4 separate regions of the Homo sapiens genome follow, and regions 1, 3 and 4 are each linked to region 2. The links are chromatin contacts, found by Hi-C or POLR2A ChIA-PET in ENCODE. All regions are on one chromosome and are shown on one strand. The core of a region is the stretch at or near the end of the contact, and the rest is flanking DNA. Distances in the headings are between cores, read along the strand shown. Region 1 overlaps CREB5 (cAMP responsive element binding protein 5). Region 2 overlaps JAZF1 (JAZF zinc finger 1). Region 3 overlaps CREB5 (cAMP responsive element binding protein 5). Region 4 holds the start of CREB5 (cAMP responsive element binding protein 5).

Region 1 (4,810 bases), core at 867-3,366, 330 kb after region 2:
GCACTTAGTCCCTTCCTTTCATCTCCTCTTCTGTATGTGGTCTTTGTTTTCATTGTCTCACTCATCCTGTTGTGTTATTCTTAATCTGCCTTTTACCCTAAACTGGGTGGCATGGGCGAGGCAGTTGTGGGTACTTATACTCTAATTATTCTTGCAGAAGCCACACTATTGGCTATCAGATCAGGAGACTCCAGTGTTGCACAGAACCAGTCATTCTGTGCATTGCAGAATATCCCATATCCCAGGCCCCTTCCCACTAAATGCCAGGGTGACCCCCTTCTAATAATAGCAGACAATAATTGGTTTCACGTATTTCCAAATCCCCTTACTGGGCCACCCAAGGAAATGATGCCTTTTCTAGGCAGGCAGATGAAATGTGCCTTTTGCTAACATTTAGAAAGAGAACCTTGTTCGAATGATGAGAGAATCTTCAGATGGCATGAGATTTTTGCCTTAACATGGCCTTTAAGTGACCTCCTAGTACTGTCAAATGTTCACACACTTGACATTTGAAGCAGAATGTGTGAGGAATCTGAATCAAGGCTTCGGTATATTTTTACCCTGTGTTCAACGGACATCGTGAGCTGTCTCAGGCTCAGAACACAACTGCTGGCTACTTTAGAATACAACCTGGGAATGCCCCAGCTTTCTGCTGGGGTCGTGGGAAAAAAGCACCCAGTATGATACCATCATTCTCAAATGTCTTTCAAGAGGAAGTCAGTAGTGGTAATCATAGGAGTTAATAGTAAGATGAAATAGTCTCTTCCTGGTTTCGCCGAAAGCAGAGTGGTCTGGCTTGGGCATCACTGGGCTTGATGCAGTCTCACATGTGGTAGCTCACATTCATGCAGAAAAAGACACATTTTCAGATGTTTTGAGTATGACTTCAGCCCGTACATTGGGTGGACCAAATGTATATTGTTGCTGAAGATATAGATACTTATCTAGAATAAAAATCCAAAACCTCCCCCCCCCCACATTATCCAATAAAAATCATCTGCATGTGTGAAAAGAAAACTAAGACTAGACTAAAAAGTTGTGACTCTTAAGAATATTTAAAGATATTTATTTTACATGAAAATTGTTTAAAAATCAAATGCACTCAAACTGCATTAAAAAGTATCTATCTAGAGGCAGAGTAGTACCATTTGGGAACGTGTTCCAATTCTAAAGAGGCAAATTTTACTGTAGTAGGGCACAAAGGGAGAAGAGAAAACTATACTGCTGACCTTTTTCTTAGATTTTCCAAAAGGCAAGCTGCTTTCCACCAGTATGAAGAATAGATCCAGTTTTGCACTGAATTTCGTTGCTATCATAGTCTTTTCTCTCAGGAGTTCATGGGGGCAGTTATTTTAAATGACAATGAAATACTTTCTTTTCTGGAAAAATAGAGATGACAGGGTCGACCTAAACCTTGGCTATGTTTTGTTCTAATTTTTCTTTTTTGTTTTCTTTCCTTTTTGTGCACAGTGAGAGCAGGTAAAAAGGAAGAGAGTTTGCCACCAGTCAGCATGTTTTCTGAGGTTATATGTTTAGTCCCATTAGAAACAAGCTAAATTATTTGGTTACATTCAATATTTCCTTCAAAACCTAAGAATCTCTACACTTGTATTTTGTTAACCACACACATGTCAAATAAACTTTTGTTTTAGAGATGTGATGTCTTCTGCAAGAAAGTATATTGTACTGCATGGTAACAAGGGGACAAGGACCTAAATGCGGTTCATACGCATTCAGCGACTTACTCAACATTGCACCTCTCATGCTTCACACAAGTGCTTATTACCAAGTATGTTCTGAACTATTGAACCCATAGAGAGGAAAGCTATAAGACAGGATTATGTGAAACAAAAATCAGAATTAGCCAGTAACTTTGAACAAAGACCTCCTATCTAAAGAAACATATGGAAAATTTAAAAAAAAGAAAGAAAGAGGAATCTAACATATGAAAACCCAATCCCACTGGAATGTTTTCCTATACACAGCATAAACGCCACATAAATAAAACCACAAACCTCTGCAGAAGTACGTGAGAGGACGTGAGCCCCCAGCACTCTCTCCTGTTACGGCCCCCTCTGGGAAGTAAGACCCGGGTTAGTTTCCAGAGACAAAAGCTGTTTGGAAATCCTTCCTCCTGGGAGCAGTGGGCCTCATTGGAAGGGAACTTCTGACAGCCTCTAAGCATAATATAAAGTGTGACGCAATCCCAAAGGGGGCTGTGATTCAGGTTGTAGGATTCTGAGCTTTTGGGATACCAGGGGATGGCAAATATCTTTGAAGAACAGGGATATTCTTCTGGTTTGAACAGAATAGTAATATTTAACCGCAGTGTTATGTGTCAAGTTCAGGCCTTCTGGGGGAGACTACTGGCTCTAAACTGCCCAGGAACACACCCTCTTCACGCCAAGTTCTGGTGAAATGTTCACTTATAAGGTACAGCCCCACTCTTGGTCTTGTTCCCTGTGTAAATCTCTGGTTTGAAAACCTTGTAGCATTCAGGCGTTTCAAGCTTGAGGGCTGAAATGTCACTTTTAAAGCAGGGTTAAAAAGGTCACACAGCTGCAAATAATAATAGCCCAATGAAATTCAGATTCTGACTGCAGCCCGCTTCAAGAATAACACTGCAACAGGAAACAAGACCACAAGATCCTTTCACCAGTAACGCTGGTAAGAACACTACTGATAAAATGAGTATATGCATGTGTCTGTGTGAGACAGACAGACAGACATAAGGAGACAAACACACAAAGAGAGGAGAGAAAGGCACACATGGAGAAATAGACATGCAAAGAGACAGAGGGAAGATGCCCACAGAAAGAGAGAGAGACACACACAGACACACAGAAAGATACCAAGACAAACACAAAGTAATTGATTTTCTTGGACTGAAATTCAAGGTGTTTATTTTTCTGTGGAAAGTTACAATATTCAGGTTTGAAAAATAAAGATATATTTGAAATCCAGAGGACTTACTTTTCTCTTAATTTACAGTTAGCTTCCAATAGTTATGTTTTCACATAATACCTCTTTGAATGGTCCTGTTCTACAGTGTTTTACTACAATGGCACTGTTTTGCAGATGAGCAAATAAGATAATGAAAGATGCAATATCCCTCCCAAAGAAAGAAATTCTTAGCTCCAAATTGCATATGCAATTCCTTCCCAACAGCTAGCCACATGTGGGGATAACCTACCTGCATCCTTGCTTTGAAAGTAGAACCAGGCATCTTTGAAGAAAATAAATCGAGAGTGTGTTTTTGGTGAATGTGTGTTGGGTTATTATTGTGTGTGTCCCCTTGCCCTTCTGACAGATGTATTGAGATAAATATTTGCTTTGTTTCAGAAACACGAAGTGCAAATTGGCCATGGCCTTAACTAATATAATTAATAAACAACATTTGTTCCTAGGAAGAAAGCAGGATTGATGTGGAGTGTCATACAGTGTGACTGACTCAAGGTGCTCCTGTTTTCCAGCTGTTTTTGGTATTTCAGGAAGGTCCAGTTTCCTCCTCTAGAAACCTTTTGAGGTCTCATAAGCTCAACAAAGCAGAAAGATCTGTTTCGTGTGAGTCCTGCCAAGAAGGCTCTTCCCACACTCACAGGAGAGTGATAAATGCTGATAAATGTTGTCAATATCACGAATAAAATTCAAGCCCCCCTTTCAGATTTATAATGCATTCATTTCCAGGTTAACAATATCAGAGGTGACAGGGACACAGCCATATTGTTAGTGCTCACTGATACTCATGATTTCAGTTTGTAGGTTTGAAGTTCCCATAACTTTTGGTATTTATAAGAATACATGCCAGGCTTTCAGATTAGAACAGCCCTTTTAGTGTCTTACTATTTATTATTGCAAATTCCATATCACTGTATGAGTCCATCTGCTGTGAATGGAGGAAACTTGTGCCATCCCACTAAGATTAGAGTTTGATGTTAACTAGGGATTAGTAATGGCTTTCTACAATTTACATGGGCAAACATCACTCTTGGCTGATTACAGCAAACCAGATGATGTCAATTTATCCCCCCTCTGGGCTTAGTTGTTACCCTTAAGTTTACAATAGGTATTTACAGTATATTGTGTAGGCTGTCCACGTTTCAGTATCATTTGCTTTTTGCAGTGTTTGCCTTTCATGAAATGGTATTTCCAAGTATATCCCTAAATGGCTGGCAAAGCATTTGAATGGATTGCATGAGACATTGTGGACGATTTCCCATTTTAGACCAGGAATTTGTGGGGTCAGACACTGAACAATGAAAGAGATTCTTGCTCATTGCGAGGCCAGAGGAATCCAGTGGCAGTCGAGGGTTTGAATTGTAAATCAAGCTTGTCATCTCTTTGTCAACCATGAAAAACCTCAACTCACTTTATGTGCTATTAGGATTTGTTATCAGAGTTTTTTTGTTATCTTCCTCAAATTTGAAGGAAATTAAAATCAGGAGGCATTTTTTTCTAGTTGACTGTTGATGCTGAATTTTGGAAAAGAGGAACAAAAATGAGTACCGTTTAGAAAATATTAAATGATGAGGCAGCATCTGCCACAATTATGACAGTGTCTAACCAAAGGTATCGGACTACTCAGAGTCTTTCAAATGTTGCTTCATGGGGGTCATACTCAGCCCACATGTGGTTAATAGACTGGACTTTAATGATGCCAATGTCCATGGCAACATTAACAGACAATTTGTAATGAATTAATACATTTACTTGTGAGATTGAATAAAATTAGATTCACTCATTGTTTCTACTGAAAGCACCTTTGACTTTTTTCCATGAAATCTGGAGAGATTTCTTCTCTGGCCATAAC
Region 2 (5,101 bases), core at 2,219-4,718:
ACTTTGCTCTATACGATTTTCCCATATTTGGCTACATCTCTTCAACAACTTCACAAGTATTCATCTGAATACCTAAAAGTCCTGTATTTGGAATAAATCAAAAGGCTTGACTTACTACTCATGAAACCCTGAATCTAATTCCCTGGCCAGGGTATAAGTAAGCTGGCCCTCTGACCCACTCCATCTCCCAGTTACCCCACTGTGCTACTGAGCACACCTTTTCCTCTCCCAAACTCTACTGCATTTCTTCTAATACTCAATGCTTCATCTATGCCAGGCATTGGATTAGTTTTTTCTATCTCCCATTGACTCAGAAAAGGGAAAAGAAAAATCAAAGGCCATATAAGTAATAACAAATGAATCCTGACTTACTATTCCTTTGTAAAAGAAAAAGATAAAAATTAAAAATTCGACTCAGGAAATACAAGAATAGTAAGTAAATACAGCGAGTTAATGAAGAATTACAGATAAGAAAGTAGTGATTGAAGAATGAGTTATGCAGAGGCGAAATTCAGCTAGGTCTATTGACACAGGACAGGAAAAGGAAGAAGGTAGGAGGTTTGAAAAGGGGACACTGCAAAAAATGGCAGTGGAAAAAGTACAAGAAAGATACAGAGATAACCCAATACAGATACACAGAAATACATTTGAATTTTACAACTTTTTCATAACTATTATGATTACATGTTTTTGAAAACAGTGTAAATTGGTGTTGCATTTTCACAAAGCCGTATTATATAGTTTCTTAGTTTCTAGGGAGAATTTTTAAAATTTATAAATCATGTAAAAGGTTTGTTGAGCAGTCTAGGTAATTTCCAACTTCCAGAGACCAATGTCCAGTTCATTATAATTTCTCCCTCGAATCAGCACCTCCACTATGGCCCTATGAGCAGTGTGGGGCCACTAGTACTCTCCAAGGGTACACTACTTGGTTTGCTCATCTTGGAGCATACAGTTCTTAACACTGTCAGCCAGGAAGTGGGCTCTCAGAAAATGTTTGCTGAAATAAAACTAATGAAATGTAAGCATCAGGCTCTTTGCGAATGATAAAAAGCATCACACTTCCACTAAAAAAAAAAATTAGCAACAATGTATTTTATAAATTTATTTTCCTAAAGTCTATATTTAGAATATGATTATTCAAAAAAGTGAGTAACTTCTATTGGGGAAATTTTCATTAATAACCAGATTGCAGGTTTTTCCCAACTATAATAAAAAGGCAAAGACCAAAACAAAACCAAACAAAAAAAGGATTGTTCAGTTCTAGATGACGATACCAGGAAATTCTACCTGAGGCAAACCTATCCCATAGCCATCTCCATTCTAACTGTCTCACTCTCTGCAGCCATACTGAACAAACCTATTCCCTCTTTCTTGACAGCCCTCCTCATATCTGGAACTATGTTCTCTTCACCAAGCTAAGCATTACCAGTCCCTCTTCTCTTCCTCATTCATGGCTTCCAGAGCCTTCATTTCTTGATAGCCTTTCTACAGAGACTTATTTCATTGAATATGACAATCAGAATTGATGTGGTCTGGCAATGACCACGGTGGGGTTACCACTCACCATACCCAGAAATCCATACCTCTATTAGGGGTGCTTTGGGATGTCTGCAGCTCAGAACTGTTTGCAAAACATGTATCCTCTCCTGCCCTCCACCTACCTGCCCCTCTACCCCCTCCCCCTGGAACAATTATCATGAGACTCTAAGAGAAGTCCCTATCAAAACTTCACTATGAAAAATCCAGGGAGAACACTGGGAAATGCCAAGAATTCTCAGTCCCTGGGTACTTTCATAATGGGATGAAGAGGTACACATGAAGATGGCCCCTAACAAAGCCTCCCCGAAGTTTTGGGGACTGCTGTCCTCCTTGACTGACCCCCTCCCATCCCAACCCATGAGGGTAACTGGCTTATATGACTATTTAAGAAAGAATCTGCAAAGCGCAGATGAGCTTTTGCTACAATCCCACAAGTTGATCCCATAATCTAAGCTGTCCAGCAACAGAATAGACCTGAAATAAGCTGATGTGAAATAAGCCCTTAGTGATCACAATGTTCAAGCATGGCAGAGGGCCACTGTCAGGGTCCCTACAGAAGTCTCCAATGGGTAGAGCAGATGGGTTTGAGACCACTAATGACTCTTCTAGTACTTAAGATATGATCATTATACAGCCTCTTCAAGATCCTCTGGTCAAACTTAACCTCATATCCAATAGTCTGATGTTCTGGAGTGAGTGCAGGACTCAAACATTTATTCAACAATCAACCAACTAACTAACCAAACCACATTTACTGAATGTCTCTTGAATGCCAACCATTGTGCCATACAGGTGAAAAAGGAATTCCACTCACATTCTCTGGCCAATGGGATCCTTTATTTTTCTGCTTGATCTTATTAATCTATCACTGAGCAACCTTAGGCTGCTGCTGACAATTAATACTAAATAATTATTTATGATTCCCTATTCCTACCTTTTATTAATTATGGTACTTAATTTCTCAGTTTCAAAATTTCTGTAACATCATTGATTATAAATATATTCTATTTCCTACTAAGATGATGCCTACAATATTGAAAAAAAAAGGGGGCTCTCAATGATAGAAGGAAAAAATGGCCTTTTCTCCTAAAAACAATTATATTCAAAATAGACAAAACATACTAGGGAGAGAAAAAGGCAAAACATTAAAAAAAAAGAAAAGTAAAAGCTTAGAAGTAGATACAGTAAGATATTTGCAATTGCTATCTGCCCTTGCTCACTAAAACTAAAAATAAAATTGGCTTGCGGTTTACTAAATTTGGTTGCAAGTACTTTTCCCCACCAAACCACTCTGCAATCACATCAGTCACTAATGAAAATGATTGGGAGGGGGGATGGAAAGGAGGCTGCAGTAAAAACACACTGTATATTTTCTGGAACATATGATGAAACAGAAGGTTTCACTTCTTGTTTCAACCATTTTAGCACCTTCTCCTTTTACTCAATTTCAGGGCATGAAAGAGACTGGGCAGTTGTGCAGAATATGAGGAGAACTCATTTTGAGAGAAGATTAAAACCTGGCCCACTAATAAACTATCTTCAGTTACTGTACACATCAGTCAAACCAAATAATTCACTCTCAGTTTAACTCATTCTACAGGGCTCTGGAATAATACATCACTCTTCTGATAGAGGCACAAGTCCATTAATTACCAAACTGTGCTGCCACAGAGTTATACGGTCTTCATTCTTCCCCTATAAAGTGTGTTTTAGTTTTCGAGGCAAGAGGAGAAATTCAGAGGGGAAATGAGTAATTTAGGAACCTTTTACAGCTCTCTGGCCTGCACTAAGTAATCCTTTCTTCCCTTTCAGAGTTAATCATCAAAGGTACTGAACACAGTATGGAGGGCCTGGCCACCCATGCCCATTCAGCAACTACAACCTCCACCTAAATTCAGAATTATCATACAAGAAATGACCCATGCAGAAGAGACCAAGAGAAACAACCACATCTAGGCTGTGACAGCACAGAATGTATGTGTGTGTCTGTGTGTGTGTGCACGCGCACATGGGAAGTATAGGAACCAAATACCTGGGTCCAAATTCTAACCCTGCTTCTTCCTGGGAAGATGATCTTGTGCAAATTAACCTCACAATGCCTCTGCTTTTTGATCTGGAAAATTATCTTAAGGGTATAAGGGTACCTACCTGATAAGGTGTCTATGAGGTTACATAAGCTAATGTAGGTAATGTCCAAATCACAGTAGCTGGTATGTACATATACATACACCCTTGATAGATACCTTATTCATTCAATCCAAATTGCCACTCACTCCAGCACACTGGTATCTCTGGCTGCCAAGAGTTATGCAACAACATACTTAAACACCAAATCATCTAAATCATTTGGGTGGAACCATCGATCCTTAACCAGGCTTGTGAAAGGTTCTCTTGGCTCTGTTTACTTTGGACAGGCATCAAGCGTCTGTTTTCCTCAGAATCTGAAAGTCACTGGGTCAAGGCTGTAGAGGCCCCTTTTCACACAGAGGAACCAGTCAAGGACTGAGATTGCTCTGTGTGGTGGTGGTGGTCACCTGGCCAATTGCATGGGGAGTCACTTCGTGGCTTTGGCAGAGTCTGCCACTGTCTGCTAGAATAAATGTGGAGCCAAAATATGATTTGTCTATTTTGACTTGTGTACATTTTCTGAGTACAAGAGACTATTGATAAGAAGTTTAGGTAAGTGGAGAAAATGTTTGTTGATTCCCCAGAAAGCACAAAATGTTCATTCAGTGAAGAGAGAAGACCATTCGCTCATTATAGTTATGAATTAACGCTACATCTTCTACAGCAGAGGTTCCCAAGAGTGTATTGAAATTACCTGGGAATTTGTTGAAACACAAATTGCTGGGTCTCAGCCCCATAGTTTCTGATTTCGTAGGTGTGGGGCAAGAGGACACAGTGTTGAGAATCTGCACATCTAATACAATAATCCAGAAAATACTGCTGCTGCTTGTCCAGAGACCACTCTTGGAGACCACTGCTCTATAAGCAAGAGTACGTCACCAAGAAATTTAAATTCAGATCCTAGAACTAGAACACTACCAAGCAAGGGGGGAAATCATTCTTATGAGACAGTCATTGAATGAATGCATGAATCAAAGGGCAGATAAATACCTTCTCTTCCATCATATGCTACATTTCCCATATTTGTTTATACCGGACTCCATACTACGTATAAATAAAGACAGTCTTCAATATCCATTAAGATGACCTTCGATATCCTTCAACCAACCACAGTGGATTCTGAAAGCATACATACATGTGCATGCACACAGCCCCTGTGGTGGTCTGCTCAATGTAACTCAATCTCCTCTCTCCTTCCTTTTAATAGCAGAACCTCCAGAGTGTCTGCTGGGCAAATGGCTGCCCAGCTGCAGACTGATCTCCTCAGCACCCCCACAGCTAGGTGTGCCCACTAAGTCCCTCTTCCCACAGGCTGATAAGCAGACAAAGTGAGAGGAGGCTGGCCTCAAGCACTGAGTCAGGACCACAGCCTAGAGTAGAAGGTGGCAAAGTTCCTTTGTAAAGAGCCAGACAGTGAATATTTTTGGCTTTG
Region 3 (4,930 bases), core at 1,853-4,352, 350 kb after region 2:
AAGTGCAATTCTACTCTACTTACCTTCTATTTAATGGAATCTTGTGAGATCTAGATTCTCAAGAATTGTATGAAAATACTTTATAAACTGCAAATGCTGCATATATATTAAGCTACAAATAGTGGCTTCAGCTCCATCAGTTTTATAAGTAGAAAGCTCTGTAGAAAGTAAAAAATATGAAAGAAATTCTTTTCCTTTTAAAGAGCATTTGCAGAACATTCTTTTTTTGGCTATAGCAAAGGAAAATAAAATTAATAATGACATTTTTAAAGGATGAAAGCTGAATGTGTTTGACTTGGAACTTTTTATCATCCTTCTATGATTTTCAGAAAGAGAGACAGAATTGTTAAGTTTTCTTTCTCCATTAAGAAAAATGAATTAACATGCTTGTTTGTTTCTTTTTGTTTACTATAAGAATTTGCAAAATCCTTTTTCTTTCCAGCCCCCTGAAGTCAGGCTTAACATTGGGTCAGATTTTTTTTTGGCCTTATTTTAGCAAAATCATTTTCTTTTTAAAGTTCAAAATAAATATAGAAAGAAAAAGGGTCATTCCACATGTTTCAATGTGTATTCAAATGGTACAGACTTCAGACAAGTGGAGAGTGAGATCTCCTGAAGTTGTCTGGAGGGAGTTCAGCAAAAGCCCTCGCAGACTACAGCCTTCTGTCTACTGTATTCCTGCTTCGGAATTTACGGTTTTATTTTCTTGCATATCGTTATGTTATTTAAAGGGCCAAGAGACTGGATGGCTAGTGGACATTTTAATTAAGGCAAGGGGAGGGGATTAGTGAATCTAGCTCATGCTTGCTACTGGCTTTTGAGAAAAAAGACCCATTTATGAGCTCTCCGACTCTGTTTTCAGATCAAACTCCGACCCCAACGAGATTCCTGAAGAACTGCGAGGAGGTGGGCCTCTTCAGCGAGCTGGACTGCTCCCTGGAGCACGAGTTCAGGAAGGCTCAGGAAGAGGAGAGCAGCAAGCGGGTAGGTTTGCTTGGATGGCCGCCTTGAGAGGTGTCCTGCTAGAAACTTCCACGAGGAAACTAGGTGGCACTGCACTGCAGATTGTGTTGATGTGGCCTTGAAGTATTTTAGCCATTTGTGAGTATTTGTCTAATTTTTTTTAAAAGATTACTCCTTGATTATGGCAGAATTCAAAGCTAGATAAATCAAAAATTTAGTCAAACTTACAGATTTTTTCTATTCTCAATCAGCTGTTTTACTTTGCTAAGTATTTAATAGCAAACCTTTTGTGAGCAGTGAGTGCAGAAGAATAGAGCCAATGGGTGAGAGAACAGGCGAGTAATCTTCATGGTAGAAGAGGGGATTTCATCAGACTTTGGCCCATGTTGTAACTGTCTGTTTTCGATAATCTTTCCAGTCATTCTGCACCAAATTCATAATTATTTCCTGGTCATATTACCTTGTTCTAGTATTGAACATCTGTTGTTGCTGAGACAAATAAGTTGAGTACAACTGTGAATCATTTGTTCTTAAAAATGTAGGAAAATCATTTTGTGAAACCCTTAAGAATATATTCGGTGTTTATGGGAATGTGCTGAAATTTAAAATCACTTTACAAGAATAATGAAAGGAGATGGTGGTCACAAGTCAATGTGATGAGGATGCTTTTTGGTATTTTGTTCATTGTTATTATACAGCATTATTGAATGCCCACATTGTATTAAGAAACAAATTAGATACAGTCTGTGAACAGAAATTCAAAATGTGAAAGGTGATTGAAAGGAAAGACCAGTTAGGTAGTAATGAATTCTGAAGTCCAGCTGTTCCATCCGGAAAAGAAATTTTAAAAGGTTCTGATATTTCTCTAAGTGTTTCAAAGCCTTTTAGTCCTTGTCTATGTGAAATTATAATAATCCCCCCTCCACCAGATTTTTCCTGTCACATTCTCATGTCATAATAGTCAAGGGCTTGTATTTAGCCTGTATGGCTTCAGGAGAAACCATGAAAATAAGTGATGCTTACAAGAGGGGTACAAAATCTCAGTCAACTCGTTTTACTTATTTATAATTAATTTATCATGCATGCTTGACTCTCTCCTCCACTCCCCCTCAAAGGATATGAAGTGCCTTTTTTCTTTTTTAAACAAGCACTTACATAGCAACTATTATTTGCCAGCCAAATAATAAGGTTCTGAGCACTTTAAAAAATTAACTTAATAAAAATAAAAGACATGCATTCTATATTTTGTTGCAATAGAAATGTATATGTATATATATTTAAAACCATAAAAATAGCATGCAAGAGAGGAAGAAATTCTCATCATCTAGTCAACTTCCTTTGGTTGAGTAATAAATTTTTTTTTTGATAGACATGTGTATGTAGAAGACTAAGGAATTAAGTTCATTCATTCCTCAAGATAGTCAAAGCTGGCTTCTTAAACTGAACTATAAGAAAGATGTGTATTTCATCCATATTGTCTTCATTTCTGATAGAATGGTTTTACCTCAAGTGTGTGCCCTTGATTTTACTAAAGACATTTTTCCAAGAACAGTTTCGTGAAGCCCGTGGTCGGGGTGTGGTTTTAGATATTCTCCATTGCATTATTCATGATTTCTTATATGAAGCCCTGTGTGAGGAAATTCTTGCAGATCTGAATTCCAGGAAATGGTTTGCTTCCCCTGAGGAACTGAAATATTTTTCTCCTTATGGACATGAGAATCATGTAACTGGTTCTGTTTCTCTTTTCGCTTTGACTGCCAGGTTAACACAAAGCCAAGTTTACTGCTAAACTTTGAAAACCTTTTCGAACATTGTGACGAGCATATTTTACTTCCTCCCTAGACCAGACTTTCAGTTCTAGTTTATATTTTCTCTGGTTCTGATTTTTAATTTAAAAAACATTGTCATGCTATACATGTTTCGTGAGTTGCTTTAAATTTCTTGTGGGTTGAAAAAGAGTATAGATAATTAAATTTTAAAAATTAAAATAATTAAGCAACCAAAGTAAGAAAAGGAACTATTGCAGCTGTAGAAACATGTTATTTTCTCTCTTTTAAGTGTTGCTCATAGCCATGTGATGCTTTCATGATAGGTGTGTGGGTGGGGAACGGCCAGCCTCCCCATGGTCTAGGGCCAGCATCTCAGGACACCGCCGTCTCATGCCTCAGCCTCACTTGCACGCATGGGAAGCTGGACAATATTCAGGCTGTTGAGGCTTCTTCTTCCTTTGCCTCATTCAAACCAGAGGGGCCAAATCCAGCCTCAGGTGGCCATGGTTACACGAGAGGGCATTGTCTTGAGGGCTAAACCACAATGACTCCTCTGGCAGCAAAGACGGCTGTGTTGGTGGCTTTGGCTCTGGCATTTCTTTGGAAGTCACAGGGCAGGGAAATGAGGAGTAGGAATAATGCTCCCCCGCCTGACAATATTCTTTTACCTACCCCTTTGACCAGGTTTTTCCAGCTGTCAACATCCTTGGCATCCTGCCACCCCAGCTCTTCTTTCCCTGCTTAAAAAGCAGAAACACAGGTTCTTATTCAGTGCCTATCTTATCATTTTTTAGTATTCTTTTCTTTTTCCTTTTGGTCTACATTCTGACAATTATTTCTTTTTAATTCTACATCTCTAGTTGTCTTCTGATTTCTTTTCCTCTGAGTCTTTAGACTTGCATTGGTTCCCTCATTAGGTTTTAGTAAAGTGGAAGATGGATTAATTTATCTGGAGAATTTGGCTAAAGAAAGTTCTTGCTTGAACTTTCTATGTGTCTTACACAAAAAATATTGGAAAGATTGGACTGGTTCTGCACACCACCTTTAAAACTTCTAGCTGCAGTTGGTCTAGAAAATTCTGTTAAAGAGCAAATAGAGAATTGATCCTTACTTGACCCATGTGGCTGTCCATTGGGGAAAAGTCTGTTGTACAGACTCTGTCTCTAATCCCAGCATCCTTTTCCAGAAGCATCCCAATGTGTATATAGAATCAGCGCAGGCTGTAAGCAGGTTATGTCCACTGGAGAAAGCCCTCATTATCTGTATTAATACTATACATAGCAGACAACACGTTCCATAATAGCCTCAATTTCCATATTAATAGAAGCTTATAACCTCATAAATCTTTAATAAGAGAATTGTTTCCCCTTAGAAAAGCATGTTGTAATTCACTATCAGGTATCATAAATGTCAACTTGCCAATGGCTTAGAACTCAGACTAGTTCATATCCTGAAATATATAAGAAATTTTGTTCATCATTTTTCATTCAAGAAACATTTTCAAGTGCCCACCACATGGCAGGCACTGTCCAAGGCATTGTTGAATATACCACTGAATAAAGATGATAAAAAACAAACAAAAATACCTGCCTTCAGGTAGTTTACCTCTAGGGGGCAAGAGAAACAATAAATATGTGAAAAAAAAATCTATAACATGTCAGATGGTGATAAGTGTGATGGAGAAAGGAATAGCAGGGAAGGGGCACAGGGCATGCTGCGGGTGGTCAGGCAGGCATTGATGGTTAGTAGATGTGCAAGCAGAGACCCAAAGTGGGAGGAGGTCTGAACCAGGTACGTACTGGGGAGAAGAATGTTTCAAGCTGAAAGCACATAAGTGCAAAGGCCTGAGGCTGGAGGGTGCTCTGTGTGTTGGAGGAATTACAAAGAGACCCAAGGCGGGTGTAATAAGGCTAGAGATCCGGGTCTGGGAGGGCAGATCCTGGGAGGCCTTGTAAAGGGGCTTTGGCTTCAACTGAGTGAGATGGGAAACTATAGGACAATTTTTTGGGCTTTTTTTGAGACAGGTTCTTACTCTGTTGCCCAGGCTGGAGCGCAGTGGTGCAATCTCAGCTCACTGCAGCCTCGACCTCTTGGGCTCAGTTGATCCTCCCACCTCAGCCTCCCAAGTAGCTGGGACTACAGGTACCCACCACCATGCCCGGCTCATTTTTCATATTTTTTGTAATGATGGGGTTTCA
Region 4 (4,688 bases), core at 501-3,000, 260 kb after region 2:
CCAGTAAGTGTTTGATTAACGGCTTGAGCTCCTCAAGGGTTCAGGAGCTTAGAATGCTGACAAAGCAACTCTGCTTTGCATCCCCCTACCCTCCCCACAACACACTCGTGCAATCGCCGGCTCCCTGGGCATCTTTATTGCCCTCTCTTCCCAGCCCCTCCCTCTCCACCACTCCCCCGTCTACACCGTTATCACTCTAGCCCCGCCCCCGCCTTTTTACAGCTTTCCCTGGGGCGAGCACGGTCCCTGGAGTGTGGGTAAAAGCTTCTGGGGTCTGAGGGGACCACTGTACCTGATCAGCGCGCAATCCGCCCTTTTGTATTATTTAAGAAAGGCACCAGTAAGCCTTCTCCTCTAGGGCGAAAATGCTTAGTCCTGATAGAAAAGGCAAATCAGGAAATGTTTGCAAGCGTTATGATAATACTCTGTCCTCGTGGTGGTGACTTAGGAAAGCAATACACCCACTGCAAACAAAGTATTTCACTTTACGTAGTGCCTGCCCTTTAGCAGAAGAGGGATGCTGACAAAATCAGGTTTAGCTGAAAGGATCAAGACTAAACGTTTCATTTCCAAAGTGAGGGAATGTGAGTCGTTGAACCTAAACTTCCATACAATAAATTGCTGCGTGCGTTAGTTTCTAGCTCTTAACCTTAAGTTTCTATGTTGAAAGAGGAAGTCGAATACGTAAGTCATTGAACTGAGTCAGAACCTCCGTATCTGGCAGTTGAAATAAAGACCCTGTGTATGACTTGTTGCAAGGGATCAAAGTAAAAAGAACCCTCGGTGTGGGGGGTGGGGGGGTGGGGGCGTGAGGGAGGTGTGCAGCAGAAATTAAATTTAAAAAAGTATTAACAGAGTTTTGGATAGAGGGAGAGAGGGGATTGGAGTGGTCCCTGATTTGGAGTTGGTGAAAACTAAATAAAGAAAAGTTTATATTGCAAATATGTGGGAATTTCTTGAAGAACACATGTTTTCTTATAATTAGATCTACTTTCTTCAAAGCGAAAGCCATGCTGTAGGGTAGGCATTTGTGAAACTCCTGTCTGGGGTCTAATTGACATCCTTCCCCAAGTCTGTGGCAGGATTTAGTATTTATTCACATCTAGAGATGAAATAGTGTAACCTCCACACAATATATGTGCATCGAAAATGTTGAACTTCTTGTTTGTGATGCATAGACTTAAAGGAAAAAAAATGGCCCAGTCATGGGCACTGGAAAGTGTGATTAATGATCAGTGATTTAGTGATCAGTGATTAGTGGTTTTATTCAAACTGTTACCTCTGACCAGAAGCACACATCAGAGGATTAACAGGCTCTTTAGATAAATGCTCATTAGTGGAAGGGGAAAAGCAAAGATAATAGGCATGCACCCAGGGACAACTTTCGAAGAAAATCATTCCCGTCTTCAGAATAATAAGCTCTATTAACAGAAAGCCCTTTTAATTTAAAACTTGCTTTTATCTTGTAAATCAAAGTTAGATGTAAAAGTTTGTAGTGCCATTATAACCTAAATTTTCCCATATCCACTAGATGTGGATTATCTCAGTAGCGATATTTTTTTTTATTTAAACAAACAATTGGACCTTTAGAGCAGCTGAACCCTGACAAGTTCTTAACTCCCAGGGTTTGAAAGTGTCCCCCCTTCTAGCATGGAGATTGCAGCTTGCTAACTAGATGGCGCACTGTTATTTGGTGTTCTCTGCTGCGTAGCGCAGGAGTATAAACTGAGCATGTAGCTGCTTGCGAGGTGTTCTTCAACATTTACAACAAAGTTGATTCTGTGTAGGGTTGGAGGCTAGACAGTTCCACAAATTTTTAGTCACATTTTCCATGTCAGTTAAATCTAGGGAGTTCAAGACTACTGGAAAAATTAGTCTCATTACTAAAAGAAACTTAGAGAACGAGGGAGGTACCAGAGTCTAGGAGGTACCTCTGGGTTGCAGAAGTAATTGTAAAATACCAGACCTGTTCTTTTTACTAAAAGCTAGTTTCACTATCTTCTGGTCTGAAATACTGAGGCAAATACTCAAGACTTATTTTCTTCCTAATCTTGCTGGTGAAACAGAAGTTACTAGAAAGAAAGGAAGAAAAAACTTGATTTGGTGACTGCAGGAAGCAACACGTTGCTGCTTTTATTCTACAGATAATGGTAAGGATGATGTTTATTATGCATATTAAACAGAGAGAAAACTTTGCACTTAGTTAAATAGAACCAATGTTGTATTTTCATAGATGGAATTCAGAAATGGAGTTTAGATTTTGCACAAAATTTTAATGTTGCTTTTGTCAGTTTCCTGGGACTTATAGCATTTTATGTGGAAGGATGTGTGTGTGTGTGTGTGTGTGTGTGTGTGTGTGAATAAGACTATTATTTCCCAGGTAAAATATGTTCAGAAGCATATGAACTACAGTGGGGAAGCTATGGAGCATGTTAAGTAATGTGTCAAGCATGAATTCCCCTTTCTGTGAGGTTTCATGAATCACTTCAATAAGTATTTAAGTTTTAATAAGAAAGTTCTTGAAAAAGAAACCTAAAAATTAAAAAAAAACAATAAAACAGTTTTCCGCATTCAAACCTAGATGTGTATGCCCCTGAAGGATGATTCTATGGGTTGAATATCAACTATTACTTTAGTTCTAAAACTTAAAAGAAGAAGTATAATAAAACTCACTTGTGTCTCCCCAGAAATGTTTCTCATTTTCCTTTGCTTATAGCATTTTATATGGATCTCTTATTTTTAAATCCTTACTGATTATAGTGGTTTTTATTTTTCAACTTAACTCATAGTAAACATATTTGAAAATATCTCCAAGCCCACTATTTTTAATGTAAATTGCTGGTGCCGATAAATTGCCTGTCAATTAGCGGTCAGTCGTGACCTTATATAGTTGATACCTGAGAAGATAGTTTATTAGAACATTCCAACAAAAAATTGGAAACCATGCCCTTATTTCTAGATCTCTGTTATGTCACAGCTTTTATTTGAATAGGTGGCTAAATGAATGGTAGTTTGTCACAGAGACTTTTCCTGCATAGATTTTCAATTCTAGTAAGTTTAAGATTTTTGTTACAATGATTTGTCAGTTTCCCACACCTGCACATTCAAAACCAATCAATCATGGAGTTTCCATGATGGCAAGTTCCTAGACTCCCAATTTCTTACTATAATCTACTTTTTAGCAATGAGGTATCACAATCCTATAATATTTTCTTGTCATTGGAGTTTACTTCTTACTAAGCTAAAAATTATTTTGTCGGTGTGTAGTGTTCACTAGATCACTAAGATGTGAACTTTGTATTTGTAGTTCATTTTCTTCTGGTTATGTTGTTGGATTAAAATTGGGATTTGAGTGGACTTATTATTTTTGTCATCTTTTCTTTCTTCTCCTTCTCCTTCTCCTTCTTCTTCTTCTAAGCAATGCAGTTAGTCACAAAATTAATGTGATCCTGGCTGGTGTTTCCCATCTATATGCTTCTTTTGCTTCTTACAAATTGGATTTCTACAGCAATTTAAGGTCTTTTTTTTTTTTAGAGGCAGCTTTCTTGGATGAAGATGGAACAGTGATCTCAGTCAATTCATTATCTTGTCCACTTTGACTACCAGCTGTATTATGGGAATCAACCAATGCTTAATTAGTGTTTAAAAATTTAAATCTATGACTATTTCTCTGAATTCTATTTAAGAAAATTATACAATTGAGATAAGGTAATAAACTGGGGGGCAATTGCCTTAAATATCTAAGTGTGAGGAAGAAGCACTTTCAGATATGCTAAACAGACTTAAAGACACAGAAGACCCTTTTTGTGTTGCTATTTGTAAAATAAGTAAGCTATCTATTTTGTGGCAATGCTTTAAATACAAAGTCTGGCACTTTAAAAATGACATCATGTTTAATGTTTTCACTAAAGAATTATTACATTTCGTAATTAGGAAAAAAATGAGCAATTAGTGTTTTTTGAGTATCCATTAGTATTCCATTGTTGAGAATCACAAATCATAGATTTAACATAGGAATTTTTTTTTTTATAAAAAGAGAGAAGCCTTTTAGAAATTTCCAGATAGTGATAGCACTCTTCCAGAAACCCCACTAAAATTTTTGAAGCTCTTATTGAGGACTCTGGGACTGTCACAGTAAAAGATAAAGTTTAGGATAAATTCTTGAACCCATAAAAGATATTATATTGACATTTCAATATTTCTTTTTTCCAAGTTCACTGTATTGCCTTCCCCCTCACCCCCTGAGAAATAGATCAGAATCAGTTTATCACTTTAAAAATATGTATTTCAGCTGCTTTCTTCTATTTCCTTAAGGTTACATTTCTGATCTTAACCCTAAAAAGATTTTAGGATTTCAATCCTTAACAAGGATTGAAAACTACCAGGCTGGCGTTTGACTAGAACTGATTTTAGAGGGAGTTCTTTTAGGCCTAGAGATTCTGATGGTGAGTTACAAAGGCTTATGGCTTTACACGGATGGTAGGGCTAGGGGAGGGCCTCGGATTGATAGACCAATTTTTCATTTTACAGAAGAGACCCCTGGCTCACCCAAGGCCCAGAGCTAGAGAGAGCCAAACCAGGCTGAGAAGCCTGGTCCCTGCCTCCAGGTCGGGTGCTCCTGCCATAAATGCCCTTGTCAGGAATGGGGCATAACCTATGACTTTGTATCCTTCACTCTTTTCAAGCCT

The links. A loop is a pair of places that touch in the nucleus more often than their neighbours do. ChIA-PET counts read pairs that join two places held with the same protein, here RNA polymerase II (POLR2A). Pooled maps may share reads with other maps.
Region 1: a map with no recorded cell type shows a loop between it and region 2 (12-fold over the local background). The contact joins two enhancer-like sites. A Hi-C loop is called at or near these places in 18 of 37 single-sample maps with no recorded cell type and 6 of 50 pooled maps. POLR2A ChIA-PET finds 5 or more read pairs at or near these places in 1 of 52 experiments (T-cell).
Region 3: a loop to region 2 is called in a map with no recorded cell type, with 7 times the contacts of the local background. The contact joins two enhancer-like sites. A Hi-C loop is called at or near these places in 3 of 37 single-sample maps with no recorded cell type and 2 of 50 pooled maps. POLR2A ChIA-PET finds 5 or more read pairs at or near these places in 1 of 52 experiments (T-cell).
Region 4: a pooled map shows a loop between it and region 2 (4-fold over the local background). The contact joins the promoter of CREB5 here to the enhancer-like site in region 2. A Hi-C loop is called at or near these places in 1 of 37 single-sample maps with no recorded cell type and 13 of 50 pooled maps. POLR2A ChIA-PET finds 5 or more read pairs at or near these places in 1 of 52 experiments (H1).

What each region holds. Positions count from the first base shown.
Region 1 is chr7:28,479,060-28,483,869 of GRCh38, forward strand. The region is part of intron 1 of CREB5 (cAMP responsive element binding protein 5); the gene reads left to right. Among named protein-coding and RNA genes, the nearest start is that of CREB5, 69 kb to the left of the region's middle. Within about 2 kb of position 2,117, at least 2 of the 41 ENCODE cell types and tissues checked have a DNase peak (open chromatin) inside an H3K27ac peak, as active enhancers do.
Region 2 is chr7:28,152,251-28,157,351 of GRCh38, forward strand. The region is part of intron 1 of JAZF1 (JAZF zinc finger 1); the gene reads right to left. Among named protein-coding and RNA genes, the nearest start is that of JAZF1-AS1, 26 kb to the right of the region's middle. Within about 2 kb of position 3,469, at least 3 of the 41 ENCODE cell types and tissues checked have a DNase peak (open chromatin) inside an H3K27ac peak, as active enhancers do.
Region 3 is chr7:28,506,754-28,511,683 of GRCh38, forward strand. CREB5 (cAMP responsive element binding protein 5) reads left to right here. Exons shown (of 11, transcript NM_182898.4): 4 at 863-984. Among named protein-coding and RNA genes, the nearest start is that of CREB5, 97 kb to the left of the region's middle. Within about 2 kb of position 3,103, at least 7 of the 41 ENCODE cell types and tissues checked have a DNase peak (open chromatin) inside an H3K27ac peak, as active enhancers do.
Region 4 is chr7:28,410,768-28,415,455 of GRCh38, forward strand. CREB5 (cAMP responsive element binding protein 5) reads left to right here and starts at 1,751. Exons shown (of 11, transcript NM_182898.4): 1 at 1,751-2,150. The coding sequence starts at 2,148. RefSeq lists an enhancer at 1,748-1,837.